2 separate regions of the Homo sapiens genome follow, and region 1 is linked to region 2. A link is a loop called in an ENCODE intact Hi-C map of the cell type or tissue named here. Cell type or tissue: Caco-2. All regions are shown on one strand. Links, peaks and the distances in the headings refer to the core of each region. The heading gives the core; the rest is flanking DNA.

What was found. Hi-C counts contacts between places; a loop is a spot of excess contacts. Peaks named below come from ENCODE experiments on the same cell type or tissue, not always from the same donor. Only the 100,000 strongest peaks of a DNase experiment are listed, where the experiment ranks them.
Region 1: it touches region 2 in a loop (1.9-fold over the local background); 1 of 110 quality-filtered maps calls a loop at or near these places.

Annotation. Positions count from the first base shown.
Region 1 is chr4:37,486,143-37,496,935 of GRCh38, forward strand. The region is part of intron 1 of PGCKA1 (PDCD10 and GCKIII kinases associated 1); the gene reads left to right. Among named protein-coding and RNA genes, the nearest start is that of PGCKA1, 38 kb to the left of the region's middle. In Caco-2, for the core only: no CTCF peak of the experiment used is centred there; a DNase peak (open chromatin) is centred at 4,379; H3K4me3 peaks cover 351 bases.
Region 2 is chr4:37,434,620-37,445,412 of GRCh38, forward strand. It overlaps NWD2 (NACHT and WD repeat domain containing 2), which reads left to right. Exons shown (of 7, transcript NM_001144990.2): 6 at 4,182-4,771; 7 at 8,666-10,793. Among named protein-coding and RNA genes, the nearest start is that of PGCKA1, 14 kb to the right of the region's middle. RefSeq lists an enhancer at 6,554-7,753. In Caco-2, for the core only: no CTCF peak of the experiment used is centred there; DNase peaks (open chromatin) are centred at 5,728, 6,112 and 7,222.

The DNA.
Region 1 (10,793 bases), core at 2,876-6,875, 51 kb after region 2:
AAATCTTAGTTCAAATCCAACTTCTGCCACTTTAGCACCTTGTCATTTTATCCATCTAAGCTGAAATTCAAAGCCTCTAACTCCTACTCTTAGGTGAAGATTTTTTTTTCCCTGATCTCTTCTCACATGTGAGACTTTGTGGGTATCAGGAGCCATGGGGACTAGGCAGCCTGGTAATTACATTGTTTACTTCCTAGTTTCACACAAAACCAAGTCAATCCTGGGCCTGCCACCAAGCACCCTTTAGGGAAATATATTTCAAAAAGCTTCACTGAAACCACTTATTTATTGACATTCAGAGACAGTTAATCATTCTGCCGAGCAAGAAACACTTAGACCAAACAAGAAACAGCCCAACCTTTCAAGCACCGAGCCTTTGTCAAAGGTTTATTGAGAAAAGAAAGGCACAAAAGAACCAGCGTTGCCAAACTCGGGCAGCCATTGTCAACCCTTTGCCAAGTGATAGTATCATATGGCATCAGACATGAGCTTAAGAAAGAGAAAAAAGGAGGAAGGAATAAGCTTTCTTTCCATATATAAATCAGATTGAAGTTACTGTTCCTTTTTGGGACTTTCAGTGTTTATCCTCTTTCTGGAATATATTTTCCTTCTTCTTGCTTCAGCTCACCATCCCCAAAACATACACATGCACACACATGCACATTGTCCCATACCTTCATAATATATTTGAATGATACAGTCTGCTAAAATTACTGTCACAGACATTATCTTCATCTTGGACACCTGTTTGTTCTAGTTCCTGGCTGCCTGGAAGTTCTGAAAACGTGACTCAGCCTAGAGCTTTTTGTTAAACCATAAGGAAAGCTACTAATTTCTCTACACAGAGATAGCATGTATAAAGTAATCACCACTGTGATCCAGAAATGGTGATGTCTACACTGGGAGTGATTGATGGTGGTTATTACTGGGGTGGAGATGGTACGAGTGACATCTTAAGATACATTTATTAAAATGGGCCAAGAACCACATGAAATGCTTTGCTTGTTTTGAAGTAGGTTTCTTTGCCCAAAGGTTAAGGAAATATTTCAAAAAGGCAAAAAGAGATTGACCCCCACACACTCTCTTATTTTCTGTATGAACATTTTCAAGCTACAGAAAAGTTGAAAGAATTGTACATGAACTACACTCACCACCTGAAATCTACAACTAAAATTTTTCATATTTGCCTGATCACATATGTAACCATCTAACCATCCCTCTATCAAGTAATGTATCTTTTTATTTAACTGTATTTCAGAGCAAGTTGCAAACATCAGTTCATTTCACCCCAGCACTTCAATATGCATTGCATTAACTGTAAGTTTTTTTTATGGTTATCTTCTTTCCCTTCTTCATCCTACCCTGGTATAATTTACATACAGTGAAATATACAAATTTAAGTGTATTATTTGGGAGTTTTAACTGTATAACTCAAATTTCCATCAAGATATATAGAAAACATTATCATTACCCAGGAAAACCCTCTTGCTGTTTCCAATCAATCCTTGTCCCCAGCCCCATGGAGTCAATGACTGTTCTAATTTTTAAAAATCACCACAGATTAATTTAGCCTGTTCAAAACTTCATATTCATGAATCATACATTTATATCACACATTTGTATGATTACATATATACATATGTCCTCCTTTGTGTAAGGCTTCTTTTACTCAGCCTGGTTTTGTGTTTTGTTGATGTTGCATGTTTCTTTTTCTTTTTTATTGCTCAGTAGTATAATATTTTATTGCTCATTCTTTTTTATTGCTTAGTAGTATTTCATTGTATGACTACACCACAGTGTTTTTTACTATTGTTGGACATTTGGATTATTTCAGTTTGGGGCTATTATGAATAAAGCTAATATCAAGACTCCTGTACCAGTCTTTATGTGCACTTTTGTGTAAATATCTAGGAGTGGAAAATTGCTAGGTCATAGAGTTGTTCCATAGCCTTCACATCCAGGCCCTGTTGGGCTTAAATTTTCTTGGAAGAGCAATTTCCAAATCCTTTCAAGTCCAGAATATTTTTTTCACACAGCAATAGTAAAATAAGACAATAATAGTTAATTTTTAGGTCCAAAATGTATTTATTTTCCATATGCTTAAAGGCAGTGTATTTCCTAAAAGACTAGTTTCAAACCAGTGTATTAAGACACATTGGCATATGAATTAGTGGGAGAATCAAGATTTGGAACATTGTAGGCAACTCGAGCTTGTCACATGATAGCTGGTGGCCCCACAGTCATGCCATGTGATAAATCCATGTAGGCAACAACAACAAAAAAACCCAAACGGCCTGCATTCTGCCTCTTGACATCCACAAAGCACTTGGATATTGGAACACTGCTAACAAAAACCTGTGGGTCTACATAGGCTTGCCAACAGAAGCAGCAGAAGTAGCCAGAGTATAACCTCTGCCTTACTTCCTTCTACCTTTCTCTTCTTGCATTCTACTGTCTGAATCTAAGTCAGTGTGGGAACTCTCCTGCCAGAGCACCTGGGAAATCTGGATGAAGATACCAGCATCAGTCTACCTTATTCCTCACCTATCTCCCCTCCCATGCTCACAAATCCTGTTCCATCACCTCTGGCCTGCTGATAGACCTTCTTCAAGTGATTATCTCCCCGCTTTCCTCCGTCTTTAACCTCTACCTTTTCTTCCATCTCCTATCAACATAACCTAACAACTTGACTCTTCCAGTGTAAACCTCCCTTAGTCCTCCAGTTGACCCTTGAACAACACAGGTTCAAATGCATGGGTCCACTTATAAGTGGGTTTTTTTCAACCAAACCCATTTAAAAAACACAGTGTTACTAGGATGTGAAACCCACGTATATACCAAAGGCCAGCTTCTCCTAAGCGGTTTCCTAAGTGGTTCCTCAGGCCACCTGTGATAATTGAGTATGCATGGATTTTGGTATACGCAGAGGTCCTGGAAGATTGCCGGGGCTTAGGGGAAGAAGGAAATGGGGATTGCTGTTCAATGGGTATAAAGTTTCAATTATGCAAGATGAATAAGTTCTAGAAATCTGCTGTATAATATGATGTCTGTAGTTAACAATACTGTATTGTGCACTTAAAATTTAAGAATGTAGATCTCCTGTTAAGTGCTCTTACTACAAGGAAATAAAAGTCATGTATAAGAAATTCTATAATTTTTCATACACTAAATTCTTATGTATGCTATGGTCTCATTTTGGGGGAAGGAGAGAAAGATTTGCTCTATATCATTGTTATGTCTCTGTTTTTTTGCCCTAGCTTTTGGGGAGATTTTAGCCATAGATAGCTTACCACCCTAAAATAGCACATTCCTAGGATGATAGTCTTCTTAATTAATTTTTCAAATGTGAATTACACATACAATAATATAACATTCCACTTCATATAGTCATTTAATTATAAAAGTTTTAGCATAAACACAAAAATTAGAAAAATAAGGTTACATTTTTGGGTGAGAGAATTGTGGGTGACTCTGAGGTATGGTTCTGCAACTTATGTAAGGAGCACACCAATGTATTTTTCTGTCTTTAATGCAAAAAGTATTTATTGAGCACCTTCTCTGTGTGCCAGTTGTTGTTGAAGACCTGGGATGACAAAAAATAAATAAGTTTCCCTAAACCAATGATTAGACTCCTTGACTTGACACTAGCAGGGTTTTTCCAGCACAGATAAATCTGGCAAGCAAAGGAAAGCTTTAGTGTCAGATCCAAAATGTTAGTGCAAATGAATGTAACCTGAGATTGTCCTAAATGGGATTGCTGTAGCCAACGCATAATATGTTCTTTGACCTTCTGAGATTGACTGAACCAAATTTGTCATGAGAAATTGTCTCCTCTTAGATCTCCTATCATTCTTAACACTAGATTACATAACTTAAAAAAAAAGAAAAGAAAGAGGATAGAAAAAAAGAGTGTCATGAATCAATCTAAGATTCTTGTGAATCAAATTATATTCTTTGTATCTATTTTTAGAGAAGGTAATTGAAACTCAATTTTCAGCACTGTATACTCAGTTTTCATTGCTCTCCTGTATGTTAATGCATAATTCTCATAACAACCATATGGAATAGGTATTAATATCCCCCAATTTATGGGTGAGGAACCATAGGAATAGATTAACTGACTTACACAAAGTCGTAAAGTTAGTAACAGGAGGTTTGAACCCAGCAATCTTAATCAACCCGGCATTTTTCTCTTAAATGTAGAGACCCCTTCCCCTACTTTCATATTGGTATTTTTAAAAGACTAGACTCATGTTCTTCCTTTTCATGTACTAGAAACGTGTAGGAGTGACTTGGCCAATGCTACCAAGAAGAGCGTTGACTTTAATGCAAACGTCTACCCGCGTTTGTAGTAGTTTCCTTTCTTTGTCCCCTGCCAGGTTCTCAAGCAGAGCTTAACTCATGGAGACAGGTAAATATTAACTTTTAGGTCAGCATCACCATACGTCACACACAAGAGTCTAAACAGAAGGGTACTTTGGTCTCTCCCGGCTTCTCCTCTCACCTGGACAGAGGAAGATAGAAATGCAGCCTCCTTTGTTTCTCTAAAAATCAGAAGATGGCTTTGCCACCTTCATTTGATGGGATCAGATTGTGTTTTTGCATGTGTGTGTATAATACATACCAAATTTTAATGATCAAAATAATCAGGGGACTCTACTCCCAGTTACCAGATTTCTGTGTGTTTGTGTTCAAAAGTACAGACACATGTACAAAGAAATACAATAAACAAATGTAGAGTTCAAGGGACATTAGAAATTAGTACAATTCTATTTATCAAAAGGGAAAGGGAGTACCCCCAAAATTGTTTACCAAAATCACATAGATTCTATTTTGATAAAGTCTTTACTTTTTAGCTCTATTTATACTATTACACTTTAAATCATTTTTTAAATTTTATCAAAGTTATATACTAGAATATAAAGAGCCTGCAGATTTCATAAGGTTCCTTAAGGAAAAGAGCAGTCCTCAGCCAGCCAGCCTACTTCCAATCCACCTTCCTCAAACCACTTTCCACTCTTTGCCTGGTATTTACTTCCTGACACCTTAATGTCAAGTGTTCCTCCTGATTTTTTTACTTGGGATATTGTACATTGACTTTCCGCTATGGAAGATGATGGCTTAGCTCTTTATTCTCTCTGTCCACACCACAGGCAGTTAATTCCCATCCTCATGATATAATTATATCTCGATTTCAATTAGAAAAATATTCAATTTACATTATTCACATTATTATGACTATATGTGATATTCAGAAATGGGGCATATGCTCAACTATATTTTTGTGGGAACACAATATCCCTGGAGTTAGTTTTTTTACTTGTTTGTATGGTTTTATCTGTTTTTCTTGTGCATTTTTTTAACGTACTTAGCTTTCATTAATAATATTTGCCAATTGTTAATATTCTTTCAAGATGTTCAGTGAGTCCAGCAGTTTCCTACCAGGTACCTTATCAATTCTTATCAGGTATCTTATCCTATGTTGTAAAATTTCACAATGATATCCCTTGGTGTGAGTTTATTTCCATCTACTGGGCACTCAGTGGTCCTTTGAATCTAGAAAATCTACCCTCCAGTTTGGGGGAATTTTCTTGAATTATTTTCTTGATGTTTTCTTCTGTGGGTTTTTATTTTGTTTTATTTCACTTTCTAGATCTTCTAGAATTATTGGATTATCTGCCTTTATCTGTCCTCTTATCCATTTATTTGTTTTTTCACTCTAATTTCTTTATTTTAATTTACATTCCTTTGATGGAGGTTTTTATATAATGCTATCATGTTTTTCCTTTCTAAGAGGTCCTTTTTTATTCTCTGAATGGCCTTTTTGTAGAAGCATTATTTTCTTGCTTCATTAAGCAAATATGGACACAGGTCTATATTTTTATCTTTGTGAATTATTTTTTCTTTTTTTTTTCTTTAGGTGGAGTCTTGCTCTTTCTACCAGGCTGGAGTGCAGTGGCGTGATCTTGGTTCACTGCAACCTCCGCCTCCCAGGTTCAAGTGATTCTCCTACCTCAGCCTCCCAAGTAGCTGGGATTACAGGTGTGCGCCACCACTGAATTTTTTAACAATCATCTTTAAATTTTTCTTTTACCTCCATAGTTTCTGGTCCCTCCAGATTGTTTTTGGCTTTCCCCGGCTACCTGATAGTCATTGGCGTTCTGCTCATATATAAGAGCAAGGGACTAAAACTGAAATTCTGAACATCTTCTGAGACAGGAGCATGGCATCTGGTCTGAGGAGGTGCTCAGCCTCACTGATGGTGATTCTCACTGGAATGATCTGGCTGAGCCAGTTGTTAGGGAGCTTCCAATGTCAGTGTCTTCAGGTACTTCTGCATAGTTGGTTGGATCCTGTAACAAAGCTCTTCCAAACACTTGCCTGGAAGGTATGGACCTTGCTGCCAGGAGGTGAAGGATGAAGGTGAAAAGGAGACTTGGGTAATCTCCCTATGCTTCGGGCATATTTACTTAATCCTCCTATCTTACATAGTATCCCACGTTGGATATGCCTGGTACATCTCCCAATTCAGAAACCTTCTGGTTTGGCCCTCACCAAAGGATAAACTTCCAGACTTCTGCTGAGGTAGAGCAGGTGTACTTGCCCAGGTGACTGCAGTAAGGGAAGACTAAGCATGTCAGCTGCTTCTTAAACACAGTTCAGCCACTCCTCATTTTGGCCTCAGCCTCCTACTCTGCCTGAGGTACCTGCTGCTGCCACCGATCCTAGTGCCTTTTGAAGACCCTCTGCTGTAAATTGGTGCCACTGCCAGCCCTGGTTCAGCTTTCTCAGGTCCACTGAGTGACCACTCATCTGCCTACTTCCTAGCTTCCAAAATGCTGTTACTGTCATCTCTCCTAGTTATTGATATGTGTGTGTGTATGTGTGTATGTATGTATATGTGTATAGATATATATATGTATATGCGTCTATATATGTATATATGTATTTATGTGTATATATGTAGATGTATGTATGTATATACCTTAAATCTGTAATTATTCTGCTTTTAATAAGATTCAGGAAGAGGCCAAACTTGCTGAGTCTGTTCAATCCACTGTCTTTACCTGGTGTTTCACCAAGACACATTTAAATAGAGACAGTATTTACCAACATATCTACACAGAGGTCCAACAACATGTAATTATCTGTTCTAATTCATGGTGAATTACAGTATTTAATAATATTTTTTAAAATTATCATAAAAAGCTAATTCATTTGTGAACACAAATTTTTCTTAATTCCCACTTCATGACGTATTAGTTTTATGATCACGTTAGGCTTACTCCACAAACATTTATTGGTATCTGCTTTATCCATGGAGTCACAGCAGGTGATAGAGGATTTGTAACCCTCTCCCCTTTCCCTGCCACTCCACTGAGAAGCAGATATCATGGCATGAATGATTAAATAGGAGACTATATTTCATTTATAAAATGGCTTAGGAACTTTTACAGATGAAAGAAACTGTTCTTGAAACTGCCAATAATATCAGGAAAGTGAATACTAGGTCTTATTTGTTCTTTTTAATGATTTTTTCATACCCATTAACCATTCTCACCCCCACCTCCCCATCCTCCATGGCCCCACTACCCTTCTCAGCCTCTGGTAACCATCCTTCTACTCTCTGTGTCCATGAGTAGTTTAGATTTTTAGCTCCCACAAATAGGTGACGACATGTGAAGTTTGTCTTTCTGTGCGTGGCTTATTTCACTTAAAATAATGATCTCCAGTTCCATCCCTGTTGTTGCAAATGACAGGATCTCATTCTTTTATGGCTGAATAGTATTTTGTTATGTTTATGTACCACATTTTCTTTATCCATTCATCTGTTGATGGAAACTTAGGTCGCTTCCAAATCATAGCTGTTGTGAATAGTGCTGCAATAAACATGGGAAATTAGGTATCTCTTTGATATCCTAATTTCCTTTCTTTGGGGTATATAACTAGCAGTGGGATTGCTGGATTGCACGGTAGCTCTATTTTTAGGTTTGTTTGTTTAACTTTTATTTTAAGTACATGTAGAGGTTTGTTATATGCAGGTAAAGTGGTGTCATGGGGGTTTGTTGTACAGATTATTTTGTCACCCAGATATTAAGCCTGGTACCCATTAGTTATTTTTCCTGATCCTCCCTTCTACCCTGCACCCTCCAGTAGTCCTCCATGTCTGTTTTTGCTCTCTATGTATCCATGCATTCTCATCATTTAGCTCCCACTTATAAGTGATAACATGCAATATTTGGTTTTCTGTTCCTGTGTTAGTTTGCTAAGGGTGATGCCCTCCAGCTCCATGATCCTTCAAAGGACATGATATTGTTCCTTTTTACACTTGCATAATATTCCATAGTGTATATGTACCAATTTTCTTTATCCAGTCTGCCACTGATGGGCATTTAGGTTGATTCCATGTCTTTGCTATTATGAACAGTGCTGCAGTGAACATATGTGTGCATATGTCTTTATGATAGAACGATTTATATTCCTTTGGGTATATACCCAGTAATGGGACTCCTGGGTCGATTGGTAGTTCTGTTTTTAGGTCTTTGAGGAATTGCCACACTGTTTTCCACAATGGCTGAACTAATTTACACTCCTATCAACAGTGTATAAGCCTTCGCTTTTCTCCGCAACCTCACCAGCACCTGTCATTTTTTTGACTTTTAATAATAGCCATTCTGACTGGTGCAAGATGGTATCTCATTATGGTTTTGATTTGCATTTCTTTAATGATCAGTAATATTGGGCTTTTTTTCATATGTTTGTTGGGTGAACATATGTCTTCTTTGAAAAGTGTCTGTTCAGCAACCTACAGAATGGGAGAAAATTTTTGCAATCTATCGATCTGACAAAGGGCTAATATCCAGAATCTATAGAGAGCTTAAACAAATTTACAAGAAAAAAAAAACCCCATCAAAAAGTGGGCAAAGGATATGAACAGACACTTCTCAAAAGAGAACATTCATGCGGCCAACAAACATATGAAAAAAAGCTCATCGTCACTGGTCATTAGAGAAATGCAAATCAAAATCACAATGAGATACCATCTCACGCCAGTTAGAATGGCGATCATTCTTAAAAAGTCAGGAAATAACAGAAGCTGGAGAGGATGTGGAGAAATAGGAACACTTTTACACTGTTGGTGGGAGTGTAAATTAGTTCAGCCATTGTAGAAGACAGTATGGAGATTCCTCAAGGATCTAGAACCAGAAATAGCATTTGACCCAGCAATCCCATTACTGGGTATATACCCAAAGGATTATAAATCATTCTATAAATACACATGCACATATATGTTTATTGCACTGACTTGGAACCAACCCAAATGTCCATCAGTGATAGACTGGATAAAAAATATAGCACATATACACCATGGAATACTACGCAGCCCTAAAAAAGATGAGTTCATGTCCTTTGCAGGGACATGGATGAAGCTGGAAACCATCATTCTCAGCAAACTAACACAGAAACAGAAAACCAAACACCACATGTTCTCACTCATAAGTGGGAGTTCAACAGTTAGAACACACGGACACAGGGAGGGGAACATCACACACCGGGCCTATCGGGGTTGGGGGCAAGGGGAGGGATAGCATTAGGAGAAATATCTAAAGTAGATGATGGGTTGATGGGTGCAGCAAACCACCATGGCAAGTGTATACCTATGTAACAAACCTGCACATTCTGCACATGTATCCCAGAACTTAAAGTATAATTTAAGAAAAAAAAAAGTGTCTGTTCATGTCCTCTGCCAACTTTTTAATGGGGTTGTTTATTTTTCTTTTTTTCTTGTAGATTTAAGTTCCTTATAGATGCTGAATGTTAGACCTTTGTCAGATGCATTGTCAGATGCATAGTTGGCAAAAAAATTTTTTTTACCTGGTGTTCTATAGACAATCCATAACCTATAGACAACCATTCTATAGATTGTCTGCTTACTCTGCTGATAGTTTCTTTAGCTGTGCAGAAGCTCTTTTGTTTAATTAGACTTCATTTGTCAACCTTTGCTTTTGTTGCGATTACTTTTGGCATCTTCCTTATAAAATCTTTGCCTGTTCCTATGTCCAAAATGGTATTGCCTAGGTTGTCTTTAGGGTTTTTATAGTTTTGAGTTTTACATTTAAGTCTTCAATCCCATTTGAGTTGATTTTTGTATGTGGCATAAGGAATTTTCTGCATATGGCAAGCCAGTTTTCCCATCACCATTTATTGACTAGGGAATCCTTTCCCCATTGCATGTTTTTGTCAGCTTTATCAAAGATCATATGGTTGTAGGTGGATGGCCTTATTTCTGGGCTATGTATTCTGTTCCATTGGTCTGTGTGTCTGCTTTTGTACCAGTACCATGCTGTTTTGGTTATTGTAGCCCTTTAGTAGAGTTTGACTTTGGGTAGCGTGATTCCTCCAGGTTTGTTCTTTTTGCATAGGATTGCCTTGGCCATTTGGGCTCTTTTTGGGTTCCACATGAATTTTAAAATAGTTTTTTCTAGTTCTGTGAAGAATGTCATTGGTAGTTTGACAGGAATAGCATTGAATCTATAAATTGCTTTGGACAGTATGGCCATTTTATTGGTTCTTCCTATCCATGAGCATGGAATGTTTTTCCATTTGTTTGTGTAATCTCTGATTTCTCTGAGCAGTTTTTTATAGTTTTCATTGTAGAGATCTTTCACCTCCCTGATCATCTGTATTCCTAGGTATTTTATTCTTTTTGTGGCCGTTGTGAATGGGAGTTCATTTCTGATTTGGCTCTTGGTTTGATGGTTGTTGGTGTATAGGAATACTAGTGATTTTTT
Region 2 (10,793 bases), core at 3,706-7,705:
CTTTGGACCTGAATTACGGAAGAAAATCAGAACTGACAGTGCCATATGCATCTAAGGTAGAGAATTCCCAGCAGAGGGAGCAACAGATTTAAGATCTCTGAGACAGGAACGTGCTTAGCTAATTCCAGGAGCAGGAAAAATAAAAGATAGCTTTACTTTTTTTTTTTCTTTTTTTTTTTTAACTTTTACAGAGAGGGAGAGATGAGGATAGAAGTTGGGCACAGGCCATAATAGGAAGCTTGTGTTTTATTCTGGGCGAGATGGGAAGCCATCAGAGGGTGTGGCACAAGGGATTTGGTAGGATCTAATTTAGCATTAAAATAAAAACCTCTCCAGCTATTTGGTAGGCTCAAATTTAACATTAAAATAAAAACCCACCCAGTTATTCAGGTATACTTCAGTCTATACCATACCAAGCATTCTGCGTACAGAGGCTCACCTGTTGGCCTTTCTCAGCCATGGAAAGGAAGCTTTATCATTAGAAGTTGCTCAGGAAATTACAGAACTGAAGGAATATGTCAGTCATAGTTTCCAGGGAACAAACACAACTAGTAAAAGTAGTCAGATGTGTAGCATTTATTTTGAAAGTTGATAGTAAAAATTTATAAAGGGAAAAACTATAATAGCTGCGTTTTCAGATTGGTTTTGAAATGGTGCGGCAAAGCATTCGTGAAAACCTAAAAGGCACTTGGTAATCATTCTCACTGGATCCATGTGGGTGAAGCTCAGAGAAGTTACAAACCATTTTGACAAATTCCAGAAGGAAGCTGTTTTTAAAAATTAGGTCTTATTTAAAGTCTTCCTGAAAATACCACAATCGTCAGGAATAAGTACTGTATTTAAATATATAGATCAGGGTATATCCTTGTTCCTTTGGAACCTTTAGATCCACCTTTGAGGCTCAGGCTCTTCACCTTTATCAAAGACAGAACAACCCTGTTCCTTCAAGAGCTGTCTTAGAAAAAAGTACCTGGAGTGAAGCTTTCCTATTATTTATGTAAAAAACACCAGTCTGGGGAAGTCATCCTCTTATTTACAATCGCACAGCTCCAGTGTTTGGTTATTTCCCTGGCAAACACTTGTCCTAGCTTTCCCCACACAGTGAAGAACTGTGTCCACATAGATAGCCATGTGAAGATGAGAAATTTCATGTGAGCCACTACAAGTGGAGTGTTTTCTGCTTGGGGTTATATCTCCTGAAGATATACATGCTCATGACAATTTTACTTATTTTACGTTCAAACTCCTTTTAAGATCATGTCTGCACAATCAAAATTGCTGACGTGCCAACTCTTTCAAATGGATATAGTATATATTATATTTTTAGAAATCTTGAAATAAGAATACTGGATAGAACCTGTTAAAGGTGTATTGTTTATGTTTGAATGTAATTTTTCACACTTCTAGTTTCACCTTTTTAAACAACAGGAGAGGACGAGAAATAAATTAGACTCTAAAATGGTGCCCTTCTGAGAACATCAAAACTCAGTGGCCTTGGGAATCGTAAAGAAATTAATTTCTCATGGATAATAGTTACCAGGACTGGAAACCTATTTCCACCATTACCTTCAGTGGATGCTCTCACTGGTTAAATTTCAGGACATTAAGGAACATGCAAAAACAGAAAATAAATATAATATTCTAATAATGCCCTAAAATTCTAAAATTTATAATATTTATAGATAGGCATCAGAAACTGTGAATAAAATTCCCATAAAATCATAAGCATGCACTTCGCCTCTAAAAATAACTCTGTAGAGTTGCCTTTGTATCATAGCTCTCATTTATTTAGGTATATTTAAGTCTATACCATACCAGGCATTCTGTGTACAGCATTTATCCCCCCTGAGCCAAGCTTAGATGGGCTCTGCCAAATTAGTTTATCTGTATTTCTTTTTTTGCTCCATTTGTGATCAACACTTCTGCTTGATACATCCTTTTCATAAATGTGATAACAATGTCAAGTTATAGTTGAATTGCTTTCTGGGAGTCAAAGGTGGCAGAGCATATCTCTGATTATAATGCATTATATATAGATACTACAGTTTGACCGCTTCCTTTCTCTTCATGATGCTCTCAGAATGTAGCAAGCTGTTAATCCAACCTGCTAGCATTTTACACAGATGACTAGAAAAGAGATGGGTCCAAGGCTGCTTTCTGTAGTAGCTCATGATGTCCAGATTTCTGGCATCTTCCCTTATCTACATTATAACAAGTTCTTACTCTTCCTTAAAAAGAATAGTAGACATATGTTTATAAGCTCCTTTAACTGGCTTCCTTAACCAGCTTGCTCAATTAAAACCATTTGTAAAATGTACTGATGCTCATGACACAGCTTACTAGGCACTGGTAGCTATGAAAATATCTTTTTCATTTAGGTTGAAAATTTCCATTGAAAGGCTCTCATTACTGAAAAAATATTATCACAAGAGTTCCACCGAAAGGAACCATTTTTAAATAAAATTCTCACCCTTCTTAATAGTTACATTACAGAATATATGTATATATATTCTAGATTTTGCTTGACATTGGAGTTATGACCAGCATGTAATTTTTTTCAATTTATGGCCAGACCAGCCCTGTGTATTCAGAGCCTCCCTGACAGAAATTCACAATCTGAGATCAAAGCACCTGCAGATTCTGTGGCTGATGAGGGCCAACTTCCCGCTCACAGATGGCTGTCTTCTTGCTGTGTCCTCACAGGGCAGGAGGGCAAGGGAACTCTCTGAGATCTCTTTTATATGAACACGACTTTCATTCATAAAGGCTCTGCCCTCATGAACTAATTACCCAAACGCCCCACCTCCTAACACTATCACACTGAAACCTAATCAGGTTTCAACATATAAATTTCTGGGAGACACAAACATTCAGTTTATAGGGCTCCATAATGGATTATTTTTCTCAATGTTCTGTTTTCTCTCACCATTGTATCCTAAGCGGCTGTCATCGTGCCTGGAATATAAAAGGTGTTCAATGAAGAGCAATTACATGAAGGAAAGGGATGGTGAAGGAGGAAGAAAGGAAGAGCAGCCAATTTTAAGAATACTTGCTTTGTCATTCATTTCCATTAGCTTATTTTACATATTTTTAATTTTTCCCTGCACAATGATGTTTTCATTACTACTGACCCAGTTTAAAATTTTCTTATGGGGACACAAATTATTTATAATATATATGTACTTGTGTGCAAGCATATGTATTGTAAGCCATAATACGGTATATGTTAGAAGAAATGAAGTTATATACTAAGTCACTTTTTCTGTACTTGTTCTGATGGATATTATAACAGTGACATAGATCACCCAGATTGATCAGTCATCAGAATATAATTATATTTTGCCTTAAAATGTGCTTTTGGGCTGGGCGTGGTGGCTCACACCTGTAATCCCAGCACTTTGGGAGGCTGAGGCAGGTGGATCACAAGGTCAGGAGAAAGAGACCATCCTGGCTAACACGGTGAAACCCCATCTCTACTAAAAATACAAAAAATTAGCCGGGCATGGTGGCGGGTGCCTGTAGTCCCAGCTACTTGGGAGGCTGAGGCAGGAGAATGGTGTGAACCCAGGAGGCGGAGCTTGCAGTGAGCCGAGATTGCGCCACTGCACTCCAGCCTGGGCGACAGAGCGAGACTCCGTCTAAACAAAAAAAAAAAAAGAAAAAAAAATTTGCTTTTATATTGATATTTGATCATATCTGACTAGGACTCAATATACCTCAAACAAAATGGTGAGGTCACTTTGTTAAGGAAAGACTGACAAGAAACGGTTAACTAGTTACATCCTTCAGCCTCCTCCTCTTTCTTTCCTGGCCCAGATGGGTCCCTGCTGTTCCCTCTTAGAACCTCTGAAGTCTGAGAGGAAAACTGAGCAGCAATTAGAAATAGTAGATATTAGAAATATCCACTATAACTTTGATATGCTTTCTTTATTATGCTTATGTCCAACCTCTTCCTAAACTTGGGGAGAAAATTAGATAATTTTATGTAAAACCTGTTCTCCCGGGTTGCTGGCTGATTAGGAAAAGACAAATAGGAAATCAAGAAATTATTCTAAAGATTACTTCGCTACAAACCATAAGCAAAATAATTTACCACTAATGACTAAGTGTTGACTATTGAGAATGTGGGTGTGTTGCTCCTTTGTTCTAAGCAATAAACTCCTTCTTATATTTTCTTTCAGCTATAGAGGATGAGTTTGACTTTGCTCTGGGAAAACAAACTCCAGCATTTCTAAAGAAGTGTGTTTGCTACATTAGGAAAATTGCTAACATTGAGCGCTTTGTGAAAATCCCAGAGATGGGAAAATACATGGATATAACTGGAACAGAACCGAGGATTATTCGGGACCCAGAAGCCCAAGAGAAGCTGATAAAACTCAGGGATGAATTTATTCCTACTATTGTTGCATCATCTAATCTGAGAGTGTACACATCTGTTACTCATTGTGACATGAAACTAGGCTACTCCCAAGAAATAGAAAATCATTACATCGAAGGACTTGGTAAACAATTTTATGAGGACATGATTGATATAATTCAGGCAACGATACAACAGAATTTTGACACTGAAACTGATACACTCTATGATGAAATCCTTCAACATTCATCATTATGTAAAACATACGCCTCCTTCTATGAGTACAAATGTGAATCTCTAAACATAGTGCATAACTACATTCTTCCAAGCAAAGCTGGACACATCAACCCTCTTATTATATATGGTGGGCCATGCACTGGGAAGACCCTTCTGCTAGCTGAAGTAGCAAAGAAGGTAAAAGCCTATTCTTTCCCGTGTATATTTGTAAAAACTTGTACTTTTGGAAAATGGTAAATTAATCAAATTCATTTCTACTTTCTGAGTTTACTATGTGAATTATAGTTGGTCTTTTAGGAGTGAATACTGCAGTGCTTCTTTTTTGCTGGTATAACAGTTATATTGAGAGAGCAAAACTCATGGGGTACAACTGGAAAGCAAGTTTATTTTTTTCTTTCACTGTTCAGACTCATGTTGTGGGCTAGTTCCCATCCCTCACCCCATTTGGATGAAAACCCAGGCCAATCTCAATAACTGTTCTCATTCCTTTCAGACAAGGACAAGCCCTCTGGTCACTCCAGTCTGCTAAATCAGTCTCCGTTCAGTAATGAGTATGTCCAGGCTAAGGTAAAAATGAAAATATCAGTCTACACCTTTCTTCCCCATCTGGGGCCTCTCATAAACAAGGCACCTACAGTGGGAAATGGGGATCTTCTTTCTTTTTCCACGTGGCACTTCTTTCTCTCCTTTCCTAATCCCAATGACATTTATGATTCCTATAAAGTCACAGTTTAGGGGATATGGGAAAGGTAAGGTGGCCAGAAAGTTATTACGTAACCAGTGCTGTTCTGAACTGGACTGTGAACTCTCTGTTCTTAGCACATGTTTAAAGCTGCCTCCCATCTCTTTGGAGGCCTTTTCATGGCTTCCTGGAGGTCCTTCCCCTCCCGTACCTCTGCCCTATCTTCCCTGAGCATCTCTTACCTACAGTTGCCTAGACACAGGGGAATGCATCTTTTTTCTAGCTGGTTACTTCCTCAGCTCCTAGACATCCAGCAATGTGCTTCCAGTACCTTTCTGCTAAGATCCTGTCTACATCCCAGCACACTCCTTAGACAGGACCTGCGAAAAGCAAACAGAAACCCTTGTCAGCTCACTGTAGCCTGCCGTCCACATGTAGCACATGGGAAACACTCAGGTATTGTTTTGCCCTGAGGAACTCTAGACCTCTGGGCCAGTCCCAGCCCTGTAGCTCTGTCTCACTTCTCCATCACAGCAGCTAGGCAGCCTCAGTCACTCAGCCTTCATGGTTTCCAGATGTCACTAGGTACCAGATGCCTGTATCCCCAAGCTGTAGGGGGCATTCTATAGGTGGTCCACTAAAGTCCCTTCCTCTTGGCTGGAAGTCAAGGACAGGCATCTCTCTGACCTCCTTCTAGGGAGGGGGAGGTGAGAGAAACAACCCGCAGCACCCTGATCCCCACCATTTTTCCCTGCCTCTCCAGTCTTCTTTTTCAGACTAGCAGCGGGTAATCTGTTAACAGTAGCAAAACTGGTTTTCAGAACCTCCCTTTCAAGTCCTGCATGATGGTCTGGAACCTCACTTTGGAATGTGGTATCTGCTGAGTTGGCTCTTCAGCCTAAACAGGATGAAACTAGTTCCATTATTTTTAACCTCCTCTTCCCTTAGTGTCAAAGTGTGGTGGTTTATTTTATTATGGTGTTAATTCTGAAGCTCTGTGTTATTCTTCCCATGGTGACTCTCTTAAGAACAGGACTTTCTTTAAGTTCACGAATATTCTCATAACCTGTCATGTGCTACATAATCTCAAATTGGTCCTCTTGAAGACAAGAACAGAGACAGTTGCATTACACTGTATGTGAGGATTAGGTTCCAAAGTAAGCCCATAGGTGAAATCAGGTATATTCCATTTACCTTTGAAAAGTCCATAGGAAGTCTAATTTGCTTTTTCTTAATCTATCAAGCCCAGCTGGGTTTTCTGCTTATGTTAGAAGATATAGCTTTTTCTTTAATTAAGCACCAGATGAAGTAGCAGGCTTGTATTTAGGGTCCACATTGCATTGCATAAATTGTGTATGCATATGTTTATGTGCCTTTGAACAGGAATTTGTATGTGTATCTTCAAACTTTAGAATTATTCCAAGTAAGCAAGATAGTAACACCATGAGGGGCACCTGAGAACTGAAACCAAATGAGTAAACATTCACATATGCCATTTTGTAATCACCCTAGGGCCCTTTTCCTTGTGGAGGAAAGGAGCATACAGGCCGCTGGAGGAAACAAATATCGTTCAATTTGACTAAGTCAAAGGTTCATGTGATGCACCTCCACATGCTCTAGCACAAGAGGTCAAGACTTATGTGGGATGTGCTGATTCCCTGCACAGATAAGCAGTCCCAGTGAGGCAGAGTGTGGTAACTGTTCAGAGTTGGTCAGTTTAAGGAACAGCTTTCTGAGCTCTTGCTCTTCTAGATATTTTGTCCAATAGCCTGAGTCTGTCTATTGACTATCCAGGAGTCGGGTCCTCCAAGAAACTGTGCCTCTTTTTAGGTCCTCTGCCTGCGCTTCACTTACCTTTCTCCTGGGGAATGTCTGACTCACCGTCAACAACAACCTGTACCGTCCTGTGACCTCATGTCCCTTTGAGGATGCAGATAGATATCTCATTTTTATCTCATGTGTCACCCAGCATTTCCATGACCATGAGCTCGTGATGGTAGGGCTGCTCTCTACAGACATCACATGTTCAGCAACATGTGACTGGGAGGACGGAGGAGGATGCCTGTAGTTATCATAAGCAATCAATGTAGAAACAAACCGGTGTTTTCAGATTTACCACCAAAGGATAGTTGTTGAATGACAAGATTATCTTCCTTGAAATCAGCTTCAAAGGTTGAGGCTAAACAACAGCAACGAAATGTTTATTTTCCTTAACAGCTCCTTATAAAACTGACCTCCATAAATCTTTCTAATTTTATTCATGCCTTAACCTGAACTATCTCTCCTGAGGAAGCAAAGTTCACAAACTTACCTCCTAATGTGTAAAATCACTCTTCCTTATCTCAGGCATATCCTTGGTAAATTCCAAGGATAACTGAAAGACTTTATTTTCCTAAAAATACTCATTGGAGTATTTTATGCCTTGGGCATATTTCTTCTTATATTGACCTTTCAAAACAGAAAGACTAAACTTAGTGGGCTCCTCACATATTTTATCCTTTAACACCACAGAGTATTTAAGAAATGAAAGAATGAAAAGTCAGGTATGACTTCTACTCCAGCTTTGTCTCTTGGTGACCATTTAACTCTGAGCAGTCATTTATCCAGCTTGGGCCTCAGTTTCCTCTCCTATTAAATGACACTGTAATCTCATCTACCCTTCAGAGAGATAATGTGAGGACTGATGGCTACATGTATATAAAATCAACTATCTGTTACAAAGCACAACGTTTAACAAAGCTCTTTTAACCACCATTCTGTGGATTTTATAACAGATAAATAATAATCAAAATTATGACCCTATAACACCATAAAATTATCTCTAAATCATAAAAGATTATATTCAAAGTAATTTCAGTACTGAATATTTTTATTGCTTTCTAATTAATTGGAAATTTGGTCAGCCATATATGACATTATATGCTCTCAATTAATGCATATATTTAACTTAATATAATATGTAAATCATTACTTATCCATTCATTAAACACTTACAAAGGACCTACTGTGTGCCAACAACTGCACCAGGAAATGGGTATTCATTCAGTGATACAAAGCTGACCATACTAGATATTTGTATTTATAATTCATGAAACACCTTGTATCTTCTGGAATACAAGCTAAATATTGCCGAATGAGTGAAAAATACTATTATTGCTACTTTAGTACACTCAGTAGGGGTAATCCTGAGGGTCTCACCTGTAGATTTTGGTACACAAGCTTCATGGCAGTTCTTTGGCCTTCTCAGAGGGTTTTTCCAATTTTTGGTCCTAAGCTATTTCCTGCACAGCAGAGGAGACCAGAAATCTGAGCTCTGGAGAGAGGCAATGTTATCACATATGACCATGTGAATACATATTACCATTCTAAACTCCACTTTTGTGTTTCAGGCTTATGGCTGGCTACATGAGGACACAGGACCAGAATCTGACCCAGTAGTCATCGTGAGATTTCTAGGAACGACAGACATGAGCTCTGACCTTAGGACTCTCCTTCTAAGTGTTTGTGAACAATTGGCAGTTAACTACCGGTGTCTGGTTCAAAGCTACCCTAAGAAGATCCATGACCTCTGTGACTTATTTATAAATCTTTTGAATGAGTCTTCACTGCAGAGACCTCTAGTCATAATATTCGATGCACTAGAGCAGCTCTCAGAGAATGATGATGCCAGGAAGCTTTGGTGGCTCCCAGCTCACCTGCCCCGCTTTGTCCGGATAGTCCTTTCCACGCTGCCCAACAAACATGGGATCTTGCAGAAACTAAGGTGCCTTATCCATGAAGAAGACAACTACATCGAGCTGATTCCCCGAGACAGGAAGATGTGCAGCCAGGTCCTCAAACACCAGCTGCTGCGCGTCAAAAGGAAGGTCACATCAGGCCAGCAGATTTATGTGAACAATGCATTATCCAAGTGCACACTGCCAATGTTTGTGAACCTGACCTTCAGGGAGGTGAGGCACTGGAGATCTCACAAAGACGTCGATGAATCCTCCCTCTCTGTCACCGTTCATGAAAGTATAGAGCAGTTATTCTGGTCCTTGGAGAAGAAGTGTGGTCAGAAACTGGTCTCTAGGGCTCTTGGTTACATCACCATGGCCAAAATGGGTCTGAGTGAAATGGAACTGGAGGATGTGTTAGCCCTAGACAACAGTGTAATGAGTGAGCTCAAAGAAAACACCAGACCCAGCAATCCCCTGAGAGTACCTTACTTGTACATTGCAAGGCTCAAGGAGGGTCTCAGTGGATACCTAATAGAAAGACATGTGAAAAATGTCACACTCCTAGTCTGGGCCAACAGACACCTGCAGCTCATAGCCCAGAAGCTATATCTGCAGGATGACAATGACCTGCGTGAAATGCACACCATCTTAGCAGATTATTTTCTGGGGGTTTGGTCAGGGGGCAGGAGGAAAGCCTTCTGCCTTGAGGACCCCTACTTGAATGGCTGCCTTGACTTGGAGAACAGAAGTTTGCTGGAGGAAGAAAAGCACTTCATGGAACAGGCTTCCTTTGACAGGCAGGCTCCAGACCAGCCCTGGGTTTTCCAGTGTAATCCCCTGGAACCTGACATCTTTTTCGTTAATCATCGGAAAATGTCTGAGCTGTTGTACCACTTGACGAGGTGTGGAAAAACCGATGACCTGCTTTACGGCATCATCATGAACTTCAGCTGGCTTTATACCATGATCAAAATTGGCCAGTTTGACAAAGTGCTTTCAGACATTGAGCTGGCTTACAACTACTCGCAAGAGAAGGAGCTGAAGTTCCTGGCCAACACCCTCCGCAGCATCAAAAACAAGGTCACTGCATTTCCCGGCTCCCTTTCAGCAGAGCTTCAGCAAAGACTGCTGCCTGTTGTAAGCTCCCTGCCCAAACTTAGACATCTTCTTTTAGAGTGTGATAAAGATGGGCCCAAATATTGCTCCATTGTACCACTGCATTCATCCATGGATGTGACATACAGCCCAGAGCGTCTTCCCTTATCATCCAGTCACCTGCATGTCACAGAGATCCTGCCTACCTGTAACCCCAGCACTGTCCTCACAGCTTTAGAAAATGGTTCCATCAGCACCTGGGATGTAGAGACTCGACAGCTACTCAGGCAAATCACCACAGCCCAGTCTGTCATCCTGGGCATGAAACTCACCAGTGATGAAAAGTACCTTGTGGTGGCTACAACAAATAACACCTTGTTGATTTATGACAATGTCAATTCTTGCCTCCTGTCTGAAGTAGAAATCAAGGGGACCAAGCATGGAAGCAGCGCCACCTACATCAATGGATTTACACTGTCCGCCAACCACGCCCTTGCATGGCTCGAAGCCAGCAAAGATGTCACTGTCATCGATCTGCTGTACGGATGGCCGCTTTACCAGTTCCACTGCTGGTATGAAGTGACGTGCGTCCAGTGCTCCCTGGATGGTCTGTATGCTTTCTGTGGCCAATACCTGAACACAACCACCATATTTCATTTAGGGAGTGGAGAAAAGTTATGTACAGTGACATCAGAATTTTCAG